Linked DNA regions of Mus musculus: region 2 is linked to region 1. The links are chromatin loops, found by intact Hi-C in ENCODE. Cell type or tissue: left cerebral cortex. All regions are shown on one strand. Links, peaks and the distances in the headings refer to the core of each region. The heading gives the core; the rest is flanking DNA.

Region 1 (9,951 bases), core at 1,913-5,912:
AGGGTTTCAGTGCTTGATGCTCTTATAGAGGACCTGCCCTGACTGTGTTCCCAGAACTCACTTCAAGCAAGTCATGACTGCCTGTCTCTCCAGGTACAGGGATGTCTCATGCCTCTGGTCTCTGTGGCACCTGTACTCATGCCTCAGACCCACACACCGACATAGACGCATGATTAAATTAGTAAAAAAAGAAACAAACCTTGAAAAACAAAAAGAAATAGAAAATTTACACATACGCACACACACACACACTTCACTGAGGCAGCATTTGAGAGAGGATAATGCTGAGCTCCTTAAGGTAAAGTAAGAAGAACCCAAGGAGCCTTGGGGGAGAAGCTTAACCTGCTCCAAGTCTTGCTTGTGGGAACAAATGACTGGAATTTTAGATGAAGACATCCTCTGCACTGTGAGGTGAGCTAAGAGGGGGGCTGGCAGTGAGGATAGAAAAGGAGATGGGGTGGACTTTATGACACGTGTCTCAGGACTATTACGATAACACTTCTCTCAAACATCTTAGCAAGTGTACAGCTTACAGCCGTGACAGGAAATGGCTGCTGAGAGTTTGGTGCACATTTTCCTGTTTGTTTGTTTGTTTGTTTGTTTGTTTTAATACGCACATGTGTTCTTAAAAAGCAAGCAAGCAAGCAAACAAACAAACAAAAAACCCAGAGTTATATTGTATATCTATAATTGCAAGTTGAGCTATATTGCACAATCACACACGGTCCTGTAATCAACTCGATATTGCACATATATTATTGTGGCCGACTTTCTACTTGTTTCTATAGGGGGACTTGGAGAGTTGGGGGGGGGGAGATTTCTTTCCAAGAGGAGAGAGATGAAGGAAGAGAAGGTTGTGTCAGGGTGAGAAATGTCACATCTAGTAGATACATGCAGAGTGACAGTGGCACGTGTAGAAGAGAGGGACAGAAAGCAAGTACCTCTGTGAGTCCGGGAGCCTTGGTACCAGGAGGAGGACATAAGAAGACTGACAGACATCCTGTTTACTTTTTATATCAGGGAGGATTCAGGCACATTTCCTGTGAGGCTGGAGCAGGCTTTGTTTTCATTACTAGATGGAGCAGAAACTGAAGGAGAAAGATGATGTGGGGAGGGAAGGCTCTGGCTGGTCCTAGCAACCGAAATGGGCAATGGTGTTCATTTGCCACACAAAGTGGATTGTTTGTCCAAATTTCTCAGCCCAACTTTCCTCAGAGCTGACTAAAGACACCCAAGTAATCCTGTTTCATCCGGTTTTTCTTTTTTTGGGGGTGGGGGTGGGGGTGGGGAAGGGGGCATTGCAATCCAGACTGACATACACCAGCCAGATTTAATAGAAGAATTTTTCCCTATAAATCTGTGAACAGTGTGGAAATCAGTTTTAGTTTATCGGTGAAGTGTCAGAGCCTAACTACGAGAAAATCACCCTTCAGCTGTTGTTTTCCTGCCATCAGTTCCCCCTTGAAGAAATACTTGATGCAGTCAGATTCAGGTGAAATTGCTCAGACTAGAGCCAGGAAAAGTCTTTTTGAAATCAAGGAAAACAATAACACTCACTCGCTAACTTCAGCCGACAGATCTTGTGTTTAGGAAGTCCAAGCTCTGTCTTTTTTTATTATGGAGTCTTCACTGGTGACTTCAACTGGCTAGGGATGGGGATTACAAGGTCAAGGTCATGCTCTCCACGGGCCACGAGGAAGCACAGACTATGTCGTAACCATCAATCTTACCAGAATATACAGTTACTCATACCCATGTGCTCCATGTCACCCAAAGACCAACTAAGACTGGGTCCCAGTCTCACTAAAGGCTGTCATTCTGCTATGAGGAACACCCAGCCAACTTCAAGCCTAGAGGTCTCTCAACCAAAGGAAAATGACCTCGAGTTTGTGTGTAAATGGCAGTGTGTACACAGGAGCTCAAAAAGACCAGAATCTCACTTAACCCTAATTCCAGCATTTAACTGAAAACTAACATTGTCCTCAACACTTATTTATACCGTGTTATGTGGATGGTGTAGACCAGTGGAGAATGTTACATTCTTTATAAATATGATCATTGAAGCGCTTTTGGTGTTCATTATAGCTAAATGCATGCATCGAAATGCAGAGGTTTTTCTGTTTGTTTGCTTGTTTGTTTGTTTTTGTTTGTTTGTTTGGTTTTCAAAATAGAAAGCGTTATCCTTACAGCTTTGAGTCTGTGAGGTCCACAGGGGAGAGAACGCACCCGCCACGGAGGGACACATTCACTTTGTCCCTGCCACTTCACACTGAGGGTCACAAGCAATGACAGTACTGGCACCGGGGATCAAATTGCAGAAACATTGGTTTTGGATCATTGTACTTTTGCCTCTGAAATCTCCGCGGGTGGTTCCTACCTTCCCTCTCTAGTAGAGCTGTACAGAGCCCATCTGAAGTGCAAGGAGATGTATGCAGTTCCTTGCCAGTGCTAATCATTGCCCCCTCCTCCCGGACTGTGGAACCCAACCGCTCCTCTTATCTTCAAGGAAGATTAAGCTTTCGAGCTATTCATTAACAAAATAAAAGGTCAAGTCCTTAACCTCTAAAGAATTCCCGTTTCCATCTGCAGCCCAGCAGTTGCTCAAAGGCAAGAACACGAACAGAGAGAAAGCCCCTTCTTTACTCTCAAACTCCCGGTCTGTTTTTAGCAAAGCCATTAATAGGAACAGAATGGTGTGGACCAGCCTTTCAATATGCAAGATGGACAGAGGTAACCAGATTTCTCTTATAGTAGATTATAGGGGGAAATCCATCACTATCTTCTGAAATACCCTCTGACCACCAAAACACACTGACTCCAGGAATATATATTTACCTAACAGGTTTCAAGTTCAGCACGGCTTCCTCCTCTATTTTTCTTGGCTCTCTCTGCCTCCCACCTGCCAAAGTCTTCTCTCAGTGCCCCCTCCCCAGCCTATCAGGCACCACTGGTAAGAAAAGAACTGTTTTCTCCATGACCTCTAAGCCTTCTACTCCACCGAAAGCAACGTGGAGTGCACACTCAGCAGGCTGCGATCGAGCCCGGAGCCAACCTGTCCATGAGGCTTTCCAGACATAAAACCTCACACTGCCCAGTGTGTCTTGTGTTTTGGTCAGCGTGGAGCCCCAAGTCAACCAAGCCTCTCTGTAGCACCTGGCTGCAATCCCTGACCGACCACAGGCACCCCAGCGCTGAGCCCAGCGACAACAAAAAGCTCCAAACAGCAACAGATTCCTTTGTTTTACATGCAAATCCTACCTTCAGGAGTTGTCACATCTTCCTCAAAAGCCACGCTTAATTTTTAATGACAGTGATCCCGTGTAGTCCTCCACACAGCCACCGGTCCTCATCTTTACCTTTCCTGCTGGCTGTCTTTGTGGACCATTGATGTCACACCCTCGCTAACTCATAGCTTTACTCCTCGCTCAAAATGTCTGCAAGAGTTTGGAAGGACAATAGGAGTGACAGGCACGCTAGACAGCCATGCTTAAGATTAGTTCTCCGAAGCTCTGTGGAAGCCGGTCCAGACTGTTTTTAAAAGCGTGCAGGAGGTAGGATTTATTAGCCTATGACAGGCACGCTGCTTCTGTTTTTATTAAATACTGTAATAGGCTGTCTGTTAGCATCGCTGTGATAGGTCCAGCATTTCTTCCCCACTGCTTTCGAATTTTCATACTGAAAAGGGAGCGGAGCCTGATCTGACTTCCCTCCTAGCTCTGCGGCCACCCTACCTACTAGATTAGATTTCCAAATCCTCTAACTTCGGAAGAAAGAACTCCTCCTGTAAATAAGCTCTCTCTAGGAGGGTGAACTTGGGAGTAAACACCCTTGGAATCCCCAAGTGATCCTGTTAGTCCCAGCAAGGGACTCTTGCTTTCCCAAGTTAGAAAAAGACATTATTTCCAGAGCTAGGCGAGAGGATCCTTTCACACAGGGAAAGTTGTGATGGGTAACTGAGGATGCCTTATGGCATGTACTCACCTGAAGTCTCAAATGTTGTATCAGACGGACAGCATGCATCAGAAAACAGATGAACTCATTAGGGCATGTCGGCTGCACAGTTCTTTGCTCCATGCAAAGGTCACCATTTTTCCTGCATCACTGCTCTCTCCATGGAAAGAATGGAAGGTGGGTAGAGGAGCTTGGGATGGGTGCCCTGCCTTGGTGTGGTCCTTTACACAGTAGTGACATAGAAACACTGGCCAGAGAGGAGGCTGTTCTGTGTGTGCAAACACACATCACTCTGAAAAGTGTTTTTCCGGACAGGAATGCAAAAACAAAGTTCTTGCCAGAGAATGTTTTAATGCTCCAACTACCCAGGTTTAGTCTTTTTTTTTTAACTCGGTTTTCCTTTCTCTTCTCTTGCTACCTCAGAACCATAGTTATATAGTAGTTACTATGGAAACTGAGTGGTCGGCACTAAGGGAGGGGCTTAGAGACCAGCAGATGCAATATGGACAGGAGTGTTCTATGTTGGACTATGGAACAGAAATTGAATAGTGGTAATGAACATCTTACAGCCACTGCCAGTGACCCTCTGGAAGACCATCTCAGGGGCATGATTCTAAGTTGCCACTGTTTAATTGTGGGCATTTTTGCTGTTTGGGAGTACGACATTGAGCAGACCCACATCCTCTTCCACATAATAACTGAATATCAGAATTGCTCTCATATCGGTCCAAAGATTTTGCTTTCATTCCTTTCTTTCTTTCTCATGTTCCTGGCTGCTGGTTTGAATATACCCTGATTATATTTGAATTTTAGCTGTTATTTGATTGGTTACAGTTTTTTCTTGGGAATAAAATGTGATTCAGTAGGAAAAAAAGACTCTCTTTGTATCACAAACCATAATCATACTTCATTCTGAGTGAGTGTCCTTACATCATTTCCTTAGAGCTAACCCTGGGCCTGAATATGAAGTTTGAATTTTGAAAGATAACCCTGGACCCACTGGATTGATACAACAGAAAGAAGAGTTTCTTCTTGTTTTTAGCTCCTCAAATAGAAAAGAAACTTTTTTTTCTTTTTTTTTTTTAAAAGAAGTTTTGCTCATCACTTGGTCATCTAAGAGAAACCATTTCAGAAATAGTTAAATATTCATAATTGTAAAGAGAGCAGAAGAAGTGCTGATTACTGTCATCAGTATCTTAATTTCATGGTAATTGGAGCAATTCACACAACTGTTGACACAAAACAAGGCTCTCATCTCCAAGGGAATAAGAGAATATTCGGGAATCAAATTTGATGGCCAAAGCCCAGGAAACATAGAACTACATTCCCATGGTTTCCCCTTGTCCACATGGAAGCAGTGGAAGCCGGTTTCTTAGAGTTCAAACAATGACAGCTGTAAGTCAAGGGGTTTTAAGAACACTGGTGGGTACATCAAAGAGACAGTCTCAGCAAGATGCAGGAGTCTCATCTGAGGCCTCAGACTCTATATTGCTCTGTTCTTAGCTTTTGGGTTGGTAGGAGTCAGCAGTCTGTTAAGTTGCTAAATTGCAAAGGGGTTGTATCTGTTACTCACAGGATGTTAGTTCCCAAAGAGGTGGGCAAGGAGTAGTTACTTAGAGGTCTAAAGCTAGGCCAAGATAAAGATAAAGTGTAAAGCCAGACTCTGTAACATCCTAACCTGTCGCTGTGACTGAAATTCTTAGTCCATCAGTGTTTGTGGACACAGCTTCCTTCCAGGGGCTCTTGTTCACACTCCAAGGTGTGAGTACAAACGTTCAAAAATGAAATTGTTGGGAGGGAATTCTTTAGGGTTTTATGGAAATCTTCTTTTTTTTTTTTAATGGACAAGCATATCACCCAACATTTGTTTATGGGAGAAGGATTATTTCAGTAAAAGAATAAAGATTTCTTTTTGAATGATTGGAAAAGCAGCGTCATAAATTCTGTAGTTCATCTATTTTTCTAGATGAGAAGCTAAACACCATTGTAAGCAACGTGTTCATGGTTTGGAAGGGGACAGAGGAAGACACCAGAAAAGAAAAAGGAAAGAGGGGAGGCCCCAAAAGCATCCTCACCAAAAGGTAATTCCCACTGCATCCCCCCAGTTCTTCTGACAACTCAGCTGTTGCTCTGCTGTGCCCAGCCATGGGTTCCCTGGAGGCTGGCGCGGGTGGAGGCTGGCGCGGGTGGAGGCTGGCGCGGGTGGAGGCTGGCGCGGGCAGGGGGGTTAGAGATGCTTCAGTACAGATGTGGGTTGTCTGGATCTTTCTGAGAGGTGAGAAGAATTCTCTACCTGTGATGTCAGGGTCAGATTCTGTTATTTGTTTTTGTTTGTTTGTTTGTTTGTTTGTTTGTGGTGAGAAAGGAGGATCATGATTGAGAGAAGAAGGAAGGAAAGGAAAGGGGAGGAAAAGGAAGGGGAGGGGAGGGAGAAGCAGAGAGGAATGGAGAGAGTGGAGGAGGATAGAGGAGGGGAGAGCTTGGAGAAAGAGAGGGGAAAGAGTGGAGGGAGGGAGGGGGGAGGGAAAGAGATCTAAGAGGAAGATGGAGAGGGAGGAAGATCTCCAGCCTCCACAGTAGTAGAAGAGGGCACAGGCTTGGGAGTAAACAAGCAGGCCTGAGTTTGAGACCTTTGTACTGTTTGAGCATCTGGTGTTGAAATGAAAAAACCAGAGTGGCCCTCGCAAGTTGGCAAGGATGCGACACAGGGCGAGTCTGGGAAAAAATAAAGTTCATTACAAACAAAACTCCTCCAATAAACTATGGTTGTAACTAAACAAGAAGAGAGATGATGGGTAAATAGGAAGAATGGGCAGCCTTAGGAACCAAGGGTAAAAAGATTTAGGAGGAGTGGAAGGCAGGCAGGGAAAAGGGGCCGAGAGCATCACTCCCCCTCAGTCCTACATAACAGTCTCCCTTTGTTTCTTTTTTATTTTCTGGATCTCAGCTCCATGACTCTTTCTTTAGGAGTCAGATCACAAGGTACCCGTCAGGACCACTGCTCCCAATGGAGAGGAAGCTGTGGCACAGATGTTGAAAGCCTGCTCTTCCATTCATGAAAGGAGCTGATGTGAGGAAAGCGTTTGGTCTTGCCCAGCATAACTTCTCAGTCCAGAGGAGGAAGTGTGGACCTGCAGAAGGCAGGCAAGGCTTACTCCAGGGTGGAAGAATGTGCAAAGCCTCTGCAACTTGGTAGCATCTCCCTAGCATCTGCTCTCCCTGTGTACAGGAGAAAACTTGTTCTCAAAGAAATGTGTGTGTGTGTGTGTGTGTGTGTGTGTGTGTGTGTGCGCGCACGCATGTGTGTTAACAAACACTGAATGGGAAAGGTGAGTTGAGGGGGGTCTGAGCTGTGAGTTTGCAGCCTCCCTGTGCAGGCGGTGAGTAGATGGTATAATGAATGAGATCATCCATTCATTGTGAGTCATCGCTGTTAAAATGAAAATTTGATAGAAATATAACTTGAAGGTGTAGCTATTGGCTACAGATCCGAGCAATAATGATAATGTGCAGTGTATAATTCACACTCTGAATAGTGCAGCCTGAGCATTTGCTCTGCTCTATTTTTCTAGGAATAACTGAGTTTAGAAGCAGCTTCCTTCCTGTTATCCTGTGAACTCAGAGGCTGACTCATTCCGCAGTGAGCGCCCTTCCACTTCGAGTGCATACAAAAGTAATTCTCCAGCGCAGACTGACATGTGTGACCCTTGGAATGAAGGAGAATGGTGTGAATTCAATGAGTCCATAATTCCTTAAGAGATTACATGAGTATACTAAATTCATCTATTTTTTCTCAAGATCGAGCTCCTTATATGGCCCAGTCTAGCCTCAAACCCAGGACAAACCCCCTGCTGTAGCCTCCTGAGTATGAGGATTTTAGGTGTGCGCCATCCTGCCTTCTCTCCTACAGTTTTCAATCTTCAGAACAAAATTGATTTGAGGCAAGACATAGCTCTCTCTCTCTCCCCCTCCCCCCTCTCTGTGCACATGTGTTTGTGCAGGCATATGCATGTTTCATATGTAGAGATGCTTAGAGAGGCCAGAAGACAACTTTGAACGTTGTTCCCCAGGCACCATGTACATTATCTCTGGAGACAGCATCTCTCACTGGCCTGGAACTCATGAAGGAGACTAGGCTACTGGTTAAACAGCTCCAAGGGTTCTCCCCAGTGCTGGGATTATAAGCAACCACTTCCATGACAGTTTTGTTTGTTCTTTTAATGTTTAGCTTTTTAACACGAGTTCTGGGAATAGAACCCAGGTTCTTAGGTTTGTATGGCAAATGCTTTACTGACTGAGCCATCTGCCCAGAGGGGCAAATATTAATTGCTCTATCTCTATTGATAGAAACTGAAAAGAGAGGTTAAAGTAGCTTCCTAAAGACCAGGCAGCATGTATGTCCATCTTCCAACTTATAGCCCGGTGTTCTTTGCATTAAATGAAACTAGCTTCCAACACGGTGACCAGATATACTTCTACTTTGATACCCAGGTATGTAAGCACCAAAGGATAGTTCTTGAAAAGAATTTATAAATAGAAAAATAAAAGAGAAAGTCATGGGCTAAGTGAAAACATTTGCAGAAGCTACAGCTCGTGTAGGATTGTATCTGACCCAGACAAGGAACTTTCAATGCCCAGCAAGAAGGAATCGACCCAGTTAAAACCACACCCCAAATCTACTTTAGAACTCCCTAATGAAAACATGCAAGTGCAAAACAAGCAGGTGAAAAGCTGTTGCATGCCATAGTCACAGGGAAATGCAGACTAAAGCACCTGGCTGCTACTAGGCTTTAGTCAGAATTAGTCAGGGAACACCAGGTAGCAACAGTGACTTTTTGTTCACTGTGGTAAGGGTATACTTGGTACAACCCTAGGATGTTGATTGTGTGCATGGTACAGCATGTTGGAGGTTGATTTGGTGAGGTCTGGTGAGGGTGCACATTGATTTGGTAGTCTCATGTATAAACTAAGACTCAGCAAGCAGCACAGTGCTGACTTGGACTGCCCTCAGTGAACGTGTTGGAAGTCTGTTTTCCAGGGCAACACTGAAGAGACACACCATTAAGAGGAGACTCTCAGAGCTCAGAGACTTGAAGGGACTATGTTGCTGTGGTAGTAGGCTAGTAACGGCAGAAATAGTTTTATGATTAAAAAAACAAAATTTGTTGCTGCTTTTCTGCCTTCTGCCATTTAGCAAGAAATCTCTTCCCATAGGCATAGGCAGGCCTTCATCCTGGAACTTGCATACTCACACAACTGTGTGAGATCTATTTCTGTTCTTTTGTAAGTTACCATTCCACACATTCAGTTACAGTAGCATACATGGACCAGGACACATAGGATCCATCTGTCCTTTGGGATAAATCCAAACTTACATTCCCTCTTAAAGCTATACAGAACTTACCACAGCTTTCTGTATAATCGTCCATCTCAAAACTGCCCCAGAGGTTCAGTGGGTGAATGGATGGTTTCTGCCAAGGCGGGCAGGGCAGTGCATCTGGCGCCCAGAAGAAATGAATGAGTACAGCAGAGAAGACACGGGGGAGGGGCTTAGATGCCTATCAGTAAGGTAGAGGCACCAGTTGGAGAAAGTTAAACATTTTCTCCAAACATCTGACCTGAAAATGGTAGAATTAGGGAGATGATGCAGCCTCCACAGTGAAACTAGTCTGTCAGACATGTCTGTACCCAAATGTTTATGACAGCACTAGTCACAAAAAGCTGACAAAGGGGTAAAGAAAACAAGGCACATATTTACAATGGAATACCAGTTAGCCACAACAAGTGTAATTTGTCCTTTGCAACAACATGCATTTAACAGGAGAAAATTATGTAAAGTTTAGTAAGTTGGCAAAGAGCAGAGGTGCTGTGTGTTTTCCCACAGATGGAATTTCTGATTTAAACAAAATTCTAAGCGTGATGCTACACTTTTGAATTCTCCTACCTAGCAACCAGCCCCTTCCTATAGTCTGATGTGGGGCTAATCTCCTGTGCACTGTG
Region 2 (9,951 bases), core at 2,436-6,435, 150 kb before region 1:
TTGCAGAACATGAACTGGGTGGAGATTTGAGAGCTGGACCAATATTTCCAGCCTCCATCCTGACTCCAAGCTCAGGGAACGCTGTGAGGAAATGAAGAGCAAGCAGGGTGTATGATGGAGCAGCAGCTTGTGCCTGGCCTCCACCACATGGAAAGGTCAAAGGACAAGAGTTCCCCTTCCAGGCTGCAGAAACAACTCAGTCGGTAAATTGCTTATCATGCAACCATAAAAACCCCAGTTCAATGCTCATAACCTGCATTAAAAAACAAATAAACAAGCAAACTGGATGTAGTAACCTGTTTCAAATTCCAGCATGGCAGAGGCAAAGACTGGTGATCTCTGGGGATCACCAGGCCTATGAGAAACCTTGTCTCAGTAAGCAAGATGACTGACAGCTGAAGAAGGACACCTGAGGTTGACTCTTGGCCTTCATATGCACATACGTGCACACTCCCAGCCAGCCCCTCAAGTTCTCATTCCCTATTTGAAGACTTGTAGGTGTTTTTGATTTGAAAGCAATGAGAAAAATGGAAGCAGGGAGTTGATAAGTTGAAGTTTGAAATATGTTTCCACGTTTATAATTGTATCAGTATCTGCTCCCCACGCCACAAAGCTCCCACTCTCTCCCCGCCCCCTGTTTCCTCTTTTCTAAGTAAATACATTTAGCAGTATTAAGGCATGGTCTCTCCTCCCATTCTATTTCCTGAAGGAGATGGCTTTTACCCCAATTTGGGTGTTTTGTGCTAAATGTAATTATTTCAGCTATACTGATTATAAGTAGCAGTTCAAAGCTTAAGAATGAATAATTAACAAAAGTTTTGTTAGAAAAGACGAGACTGTAATAGACAACTATAAAAAGCACTCTTTTTTTAGTCTTTCCCAAAATACAAATATTATTGCATAGCCCTTCTGGCATGTGTGTGTAGTGAGAACTCATTTTCAAACCTTGCTTCCTATGTGATTCAGCTCCAACTTCAACATTTCTGTAATCATTTATTTCATAAGAGCAAGGCGCACTCTTACGTGTCATCAGAAAGTAGGCAAGCAAGGCTCTACGCACAGTGCTTTAGCGTCTGGTCCTGTTCATGGTAAAGCTGATCTTATTATGATTATTTGATACCCAGTCAGGCCTGATCCTGACAGATTCCCCAAATCTCCATAGAGACTGTTCCAGTCCCAGGACTTGGCTTATAGGTAGAAGCGTGGCTCCTATAGGGTTTGTTCATCCTCCTCTTTGTCGTTTGATATAAGAAGCAGATGCCCAGGCACATGTCCAAGGAGCCAAACATATATGCATATTGCTGACCTGACAGGCCAGAGATTTGCGAGGAATCTGCCCAAGAGTGTGTGCTGAAACCACCAGACAGTCAATGTGGAATCTAGTTAGCAAGCAGGTTCCCAGGATGTGGGCTGCAGGAGAAGCCCGAGTTGAGTGTTTAGGTTAAAGGCAGAGGCTCTATGGGAACTCATGGAAAGGGCCTGGGATTTTGACTCAGAGAACTTTAGATAGGGAGAAGCTCAAAAGAAAGTGTGTGTTTTGAGTCTGAAGGGAAAGGAAGCCTCATGCTGATGGTTGTGGTGTTGACAGATCTCTGGGGAGGTGGAAATAGGAATGAGGTGACTCTGGAGATCCGCGAAAGCTTCATTTTACAGGGGTTAGCCACGGGTAGTAGCTAGAAAGGATCCTGGCCCTCCACATGCATTCCTTTCTTTCTAGTGTGGAAACCCCATGAAGGTGCAGGGGCTGGAGTGACCCAGAGGAAATGAACTGGGGTACTGCCCTCTTTCTTGCCTCCTGAGTCTTAAATTCTCCCATCATAAGTAAGAGAGGACAGAGGGCCTTCTCTCTTTTTCTCCCCTTTTCATGGGGGGTCTTTACAGATCAGAAGATGTTTGCCCACAGCAAGGCTGACAGCTACTGTGTGACCAGACATCTGTGACTACTGAACACTTAAGGAACAGCTTTATGGTGAGTATCATATGGACAGCCCTGACCTAGATGAGTGTGAACCTGTGATGTGCCACTGCACACAGAATACATATAGGAATGGTGTACTGGCTGGTTTTGTGTCAACTTGACACAGCTGGAGTTATCACAGAGAAAGGAGCTTCAGTTGAAGAAATGCCTCCATGAGATCCAGCTGTAAGGCATTTTCTCAATTAGTGATCAAGGGGGAAGGGCCCCTTGTGGGTGGGACCATCTCTGGGCTGGTAGTCTTGGGTTCTATAAGAAAGCAAGCTAGTGAAGCAAGCCAGTAATGAACATCCCTCCACGGCCTCTGCATCAGCTCCTGCTTTCTGACTTGCTTGAGTTCCAGTCCTGACTTCCTTGGTGATGAACAGCAGTATGGAAGTGTAAGCTGAATAAACCCTTTCCTCCCCAGCTTGCTTCTAGGTCATGATGTTTGTGCAGGAATAGAAACCCCAACTAAGACAGAATGGTGTCTGGGATATTTTACAATTATCACATAACAAAGTAGAATTTGTCTTTTACAAGATGATCTGTCTCTCTGGGAACTACCATGACTCAGGGAACTATCATGGAACATTCATTTTGGGAGCATAAATTAAATTATAGTGCAAATTAAACATAGGGCATGCCATTCTTGAAACCAGACTGTAATCTATGAAGGATGGACAGGACAAAATACAATTATGCAAACACAAACCCTTTATCCACTGCTGAAGCCACATATTTCGAATAACAGTTTTATAGTCTCAAGAAACTTCCTTCTGTGTCCCAAGCTTGTGTTCACTGGTCTCTAAAGAAAGGTATTTCTTTTATTGTCTAAGTAATTCACCTTAGACATGCCCCCTGTGGATTTTCTTTTAGCTCAAAGCTTTTAGAATTGTGTGGATAGATGCCCGTTTGTCAAGATCTCATGATCAATATTTGAGATCACTGAGTTGAGTCACTCAGAGTTTTGAGAGGACTTGGCTCTACAGCAATAATGCTTCTTCCGGAAGAGTCAATATGTGCTCACCCACGGAAGCGTAAGTGTAGCCACGCATTCAAGGCCTATGGCGAGTCTAAAGTGTCCGGTAGCTGGAAAACTGTTATCACTACAGCTGTTCAGTCCCCCTTCCCCTGCTTCTTTCTCATTTCATCTTCCTCGTTCCCCCCTTCCTTCTTATCCTGCTGCATTTTCACATTTTCTCTCATCATGTGACAACTTTAATGGAACTAGTGGTCTGTGTGATGAACCAGTTCCTATCCTCTTGTCCCAGCTGTCTGATCTTGTCCTTGGAAGGAAGATATATGGTTATCTTACAAAATTAGCACATGGCTACTTATAATCTGTATGTTGCTGATAAAGGAAACAGCCAGGATGAAGCTGCTGAGGCAGGATTAAAGGAAGGAGAACGTACTTGTGCACTTGGAACCAGGCGTTAGACACTCTTCGGTGTAAAATGCACGCACCAACTCCATCTGCTTCTCTAGAAGATGGGGACATGATAGTGAAGTCTCAGAGGGACTTCATATGCCATGGCTAACAATTTTTAGCACTGACATTTATATAGAAGTGAATGCTATTGGAATTTCAAAGAAAAACCATCAGATGAAATCTATTTTTTGCTTTGAAAAACACACATAGAATGCAAACAGCACTAAGTCAGCTTAGATTGGTTGCCCCAGAGAATTCCTGCGGGGAGGGCCTTCAGCTCTTGCTATGTAGGTTAGCCAGGGCTCAGTGTCACATTCAGCTAGGCAAATGCTGTGCTTTAAGAACCTGATTTTAGAGTATTTCAATACAAGAATAATTTTCCCTCTCCCTTTTCTTCCATCTTTTCCTTCTCTCCCACTTTTTTTTTCTGTTGTGGTGCGCGTGCATGCGTGCGTGCGTGCGTGTGTGTGTGTGTGTGTGTTTGATGTGTAGACTGTGTAGGAGACTGTTGCTGTCTTGCTTTATTGCTCTCTGCCCTACGTTCTTGAGACAGAATCTCTGACTGAACCTGGAACTCATAGTTTCAGACAGGGCTGTCTGTCTTGAAACCCCAGCAATCCTCTTGTCTCTGGCCCTGCCATCAGGACTGATGCTAACAGGCACAACTTGGTTGCTGGGGATGGAACTCAGGTCCTCATGTTTATACAGTGAACTTTCCTCTCTCCTGACCCCTCTCCTCATGGTGAGGGTGTGGTTAGTGAGTGGCAAGAGCTGAGCTGTTGCATCTCAAGGGCCATTTGCTGACTGCGTCTTTTAGGGTCTCTTCTCCACAACACAGGCAGGGGATTTAGAATGCTGTGTTCTGTAAGGAGAGGCAACATGATAGATTGTAGGCTCCCATGATGTGTTAGTATGACGTCCACACTTTGGACATACTCACCTATTTATTAAGAGTTTAAGTTTAAAATAGAACATTAAGGGAAGTTGATATTTTAGATGGTGATGTGAAATTAGTTCACGGAAAATCAATACTAAATAAAAACTAAAACGCAGTGTTAAATTATGTCAGCTAGTTTAATTGGTTCTGTGTTTCTGAACAGTTAATGTAGGGTTTTATTTTTCTCGTTATATCTGCACAGAATTATCTAGAAGATTAGGTGAGATTATGAACATGAAAACATTCTGTGAAGTCAAAGGCTTACTGGCCAGGAGACAGGGAGGCACCAGAACATTTTCCGAGAGGCTTCTATGTTTGGATTGCAAGTTGGTCTGAGCAGATGGTGTCTAAGCTTCCTTTCAACCAGGAGCCCCATGAGGCAAGATCTTCCTTGGGTGAACCCTCCAATGAGCTGCACCTACACGCAAACCTTTCAAAAGGAGGCCCCTAGTTTATGTGAGTGATCTGGCCCTAAATGTTTTTATCATTAGAATAATGTTAGGCTAATTTCCCCCAGAGGGCTACCCTTAAAGAGAACAGATTTCTCCATCTATCTTGGCAGTTCCCCCCCCTTCTTCTTCCCTCCCCTCCCCTCCCCTCCCCTCCTCCACTCCTCATCCCTGGATCTCTCTCTTCCACCCATTCTTTGCCTTGCCCTCTATGTTCTCTCTCCTTCTTTCTCCTGCTTTTGTTTCTTAGGTTTAGAATGGCTTGCTCTTGCTGAGAGTGTCTCTGTTTAGTGTTTTATGGCAGTGTTTTGACTTTCTTTAGATTGTTTTAGCACATCAAGTCTTTGTGCCAAATTATTTTGGGTATTGTTTTCAGGCTAATATTGTGAGTTGATGTAAGGATAAAAACTGCTTTAGAATGTAAGAAGGCTACATGTAACTATAATGGTGCTAACGCAACAAAATAACTACCGAGAGATTGTCAGCCATTCTCTATATATGCAGCACCGAACATATTATTATCACATAAAAGATAAAATAGTTCTTAACCGTGCTCAGGGACAGCATTACAATTTGTATTCACTCGCATTGATAACTTTGAAATTCTGTTTTATACATTTATTTGTTTTAAAAAAAAGAAAGCATAGATCTTTAACTGTATACAGTTTTACTACATTATTTAATAATTTCTGTTATATAATTTTAAATGTACATGATCTAAATTTGCACCAAATGTCAGTTGTATCACATTAGAAGTAACACTTGGGTGTGCTCTTAGCAGCATCTTTCCTTATTTTTATCTGATATTTCTGGAGCCTCAGTTCAGTCAAACTTTCTACTTTATAAAACTGAGAAGTACAACAGTACATAAGAAAGAAAAGAACACAAGCATTTGAGCAAACACTCCCAACTTCCTTTAAATATGCATTTCATGTGTGTCTAGCTAGCTATGAGCTAAGGTACAGCTACGTATAGAGTCCCTCCTCTCTCTCTCTCTCTCTCTCTCTCTCTCTCTCTCTCTCTCTCTCTCACTAGTTTCTACTGTAATATTTCCACTTTTAAAGAAGATGCTGTAGAATAAATATTTTGGATAACATGAGTGGAGTGGAAGACTCAATTTGTAGTCAATGTCCATTACTTCTCTAAAATGTCAACAAGACACATAGACTTGTGCAGTTAACAATTTCTTCTCAGAGAAAAGAAAAGAGACCTGAGCATTTCTCACAGGATTTGGTATTAAATGGGGTCATTTGGGTGACCTTGCTCCACAGCTATGCAAATTCAAGGTAAGTGTTACTACTGTCAAAGCACACCTTTGAACACTGCCCAAATCATTATAAAGGAAGAGGAAATTGTTCTTAAAATATCATGATTATTAACATGCTCATTATTAGCAAGTCAATTTATAAACTAGCCCTTTGGATCATCAGGAATGGTGTCCATGGGTCTGACCAACTGTGGGTCAATAGTAGCCACTGAAAGAAACTATCCTACGTGCACATCCGTGTTTAATGCCAGTCCATCCACAGTAGCTAGGAAGTGGAATTGAGTCAGATGTTCATTATCTAAAGAATGGATTATGAAAATGCAGTTCATATATAATGAAGTATTAACCCAGGCATAAAGAATATAAAATGATAGAATTTGCAGTCAAATGGATGGATGGAACTGAACAAAATTATACTGTGTGAGATTACCAAGGCTACAAAAGATAAACACCATATGTCCATATGAGGGCCCTAGCTTCCAATATTTTTGTTTGTTTGTTTTTTCTGTGGAGTACACATGGAATCTGGGAGACTAGAAACAGATCATTGGTGTGTGTGTGTGTGTGTGTTGGGATACAGTAGGAATAGTATAACACAACTAAAATTAAAGTAGAGAAGAGAACACTGGCTGGTGACCAAAATGGTCAGGAAGGTAGTGGTGTGATGGGAAGAGGGAAAAGAAGAGTTAAAGGAGTCCTTAACCACAATGAAGTGTGTGCATGGAAGGGCTGCTTAGGAACATACTGTATTCAATCCAAGAATATGATTAGAGGAGACGGTACGCACGTGATGTGAAAGAACAGAGGGTGTATGCTGGGAAGTAATGGTTTAACTGGGGATAGAGATGGAGATGGCAGTAGAAGAGGGAGAGAGTAAAGGGTGGAGTAACCAAAACTAAGGGAGTATGGAAAAGCCTCATGAAACAACACTAGTTCATGAGCTAATAGAAAAAAATGAAATTGGATAGACATATACCACATTAGTGAACGATGCTAACTAATCTAAGAAGACATGGGTGATTTGTGTGAGAAATATTAAAAAAGAATGACAAGTTCCCACCCTTGAGCCAGCAACTCTCTGCCTTGGCGGTCTGGCTGGGCTGTTCTTATCTCATAGAGACTCTTTGGCCTGGAGCTCCTGAAACGTCTCCACTCAGCTCACTAGGTTTCCACTGTTGGGTGGCTACCATGACAGCCCGAGCTTCCTTTGTGGTGCACATCAGGCAAACCCGCACTTTGCCACCTTACCTTTCTCTCTTGAACCCAGAAGAGCCGATGCATGAAAGAAAATGCAGCACAAACTTAGTTCAGAAACAATTGCTGACACAACAACTAAAATCCTAATTTAATCCTTATTAAATCTAAATCCTCCAGTGGTGAAATCCTGATGGATCCGCCATTGAAACTGGGAGACACTCGCAATTACATCCTGTCCTCACGTGATCCCCATACAAAAGGACCTGACTCTTTCCTGCTTCCTCTCTTCCCCTCTACAACCCAGAAGTCCCGCCTACTCTCCCAGTGACTGGCTCCTTTAGTCCTTAATCCTTTAATCATTTAACCATTTAGGGGGTTGGTTCACAAGAAGTCACCTGAGTATGACTCACTCCTCGTCTGCAGCCCCTCCCAGGAGAGTAGAATTAGCATCAACATACAAACAACACCAGGCCCATCCACAACAGTGATAAAATGAAAATCACAGTGCCGTGCATGGGATACCCTTCCACAAGTTATTGGTTAGGGAGGTCCCCAACGCATACAAAACAGTATGGGCTATTGACGTTGTTCTTGGTTGCCTACCATAACTGAATGCTAAGACCTTATTCTTTACGACACCACACAATTTGGTTGTAAAAAAAAATGGAGAAATTCTTGAAATGACCAAGAAACTGTCCCTGCTGGGTAACATTTATAGTTCTAGAGGACTCTAGGCAAAGATACAGAGGACAGGAGCAGAGCTGTGTCATGCAGGAGCAGGGCTGAGACAAGCTGGAACATGGCTGTGACATGCTGGAGCAGGGCTGTGATATACTGGAGCAGGGTTGTGACATGCTGGAGCAGGGCTGTGACATGCTGTCTTCTAGGTCCAACATGAGCACACAGTAGCTTTACCTGCCTAAGACCCACACAAGATCACGTTCCTTTACAATGCCAGCAGGGAGGGGAGAGAGGCTCTGCAGGCCTCAGTCCTAGCTAGCTAAGAGCTATGGATAGCTGATAGCTGCAGGAGGAGGGAGAGTCACTTTTCTTTGAGATGTGTGTGTGTGTGTGTGTGTGTGTGTGTGTGTGTGTGTGTGTGTTTCCCATGCCCCAGTGCATAATGATAGCACCAACTGGAGTCAGGGAGTGAAAATAAGTAAAGTTTTTGAAAAGAGAAAGATCGACCTTTATTACCACTATCCCTAGAGCAATGCAGAATGACAGTGACTTACACAGCATTACATTGTACCAAGCGTCAGCAGTACCCTGCAGGTGATTGACAGCACACAGAAGGATGTGCACAGCTCATGTGGAAATTCACTGCATTTTACATATTGTCGTATATTTTATCTTATTGTAAAAATGGTTTCTCATTTCCTGAATCTGGGGCAACTAAAGAGTGAGCATACACTTCTGTAGTGTACTCTGCCACTGAGCTATAGTCTTAGCATGTATTTCTATTTTATTTTTTATTGCTACTTTGGATGAAAGAATGCCATGAATAGACCCTAGTAATAGGAATTTACGTTGGAACTCATAAGGCTTAGAATATTTTCTTATTTTTTAGAATCTTAGAATTTTTTTATTTAAAAATGTATGAGGCATAGAGATTTCTGTAAATATTTTGTTTTACACCCAAAGTGCTGATGTTGAGAAAAGATCTTGAACTCACGGCAATCCTCCTGCCTCAGCTTCCTGAGTGCTGGGATTAAATGCATGGATTGCTATACCCAAGTTCATAGTTTTGTCCCCATCTATTCTCTACATTTTACATTCTTTTGGATTTTCTTTTACCTGTGAAGGACTCTGTAGAAACATTTGCGATTCCTGGAGCAACAAGCTCTGGTATCAAAGCCAACACATGCTGGCTTCAGGAACATGGACTGCACTTAACACCTTAACTCCTCTTAATTATTTTTTCTTACATTCATAATTTTTTGTCTTATCTGTAATAATTAATGTATATAAAAGCACTGCTAAATTTAAAGATTTCACAAAAAAATGGAATTTGGGCTAGAAGCTTAATTTGTGGTATAAACATTAGAGATTCTACCTTCATGTATCCCTCCCTCCATTTTTCACTTCATATCATGGCTTCTAAAATCTCAGATAGAAAAATAAACAATCAAACAAACACAGGCCTCCAAGGGAGCAGGTTTCCCTTTACAGTGAAAATGTCCTGGGCCCCTCAGCCCCAGAGTAGGTCATTTATCCAGTTCTGCATTGTCTATGTTCTATTCTATGGACTCTACCCACTATAAATTGACTATCTTCCAGTAAGTTAATTGTTATTTTCTGTGCTGTGGCTTAATTCAGAATCCAAGGTGTCATCAATCAATAATGTCTAATGAGAAAGCTCCTAAAGTTGGCATGAAGGTATAACCACACACTTGGAGGTTAAACATTCAGGGTATAACACCCATAAGCAGCTCTGGCTATTCTAGACATAAAATGGCAGAAGTCGGGTCCAAAGCTAAACCTTAAAACCTTGGCCCCGGAACACCTTCCACCTGTGCACCGGGAGTCTCATCAACCTCATCCTTCCTGGCCGTCGATTCTGAGAATCTCATCTCAACCGTAAAAACCAAAGCAGGGAGCTGTCAATCAGGGGAGTAAGTCCCTAATTCTCCATTTCTGGGTTTTCTCACTTTTGCCTGATCTTTTTCCTGCCCTTATATTTCATTCACAAGCCCAGGAATAGTACTCAAACGC

Evidence for each region. Hi-C counts contacts between places; a loop is a spot of excess contacts. Peaks named below come from ENCODE experiments on the same cell type or tissue, not always from the same donor. Only the 100,000 strongest peaks of a DNase experiment are listed, where the experiment ranks them.
Region 2: it touches region 1 in a loop (1.9-fold over the local background); 2 of 42 quality-filtered maps call a loop at or near these places.

Annotation. Positions count from the first base shown.
Region 1 is chr3:31,896,233-31,906,183 of GRCm38, reverse strand. It overlaps Kcnmb2 (potassium large conductance calcium-activated channel, subfamily M, beta member 2), which reads right to left and starts at 3,481. Exons shown (of 6, transcript NM_028231.2): 1 at 3,259-3,481. Gm34031 (a long non-coding RNA gene) reads left to right here and starts at 4,010. Exons shown (of 3, transcript XR_389652.3): 1 at 4,010-4,128; 2 at 5,918-6,032; 3 at 6,899-7,357. In left cerebral cortex, for the core only: no CTCF peak of the experiment used is centred there; DNase peaks (open chromatin) are centred at 2,498, 3,058 and 3,457; H3K4me3 peaks cover 1,635 bases; H3K27ac peaks cover 913 bases.
Region 2 is chr3:32,047,505-32,057,455 of GRCm38, reverse strand. All of the region lies in intron 2 of Kcnmb2 (potassium large conductance calcium-activated channel, subfamily M, beta member 2), which reads right to left. Among named protein-coding and RNA genes, the nearest start is that of Kcnmb2, 150 kb to the right of the region's middle. In left cerebral cortex, for the core only: no CTCF peak of the experiment used is centred there; DNase peaks (open chromatin) are centred at 3,460, 3,607 and 4,649.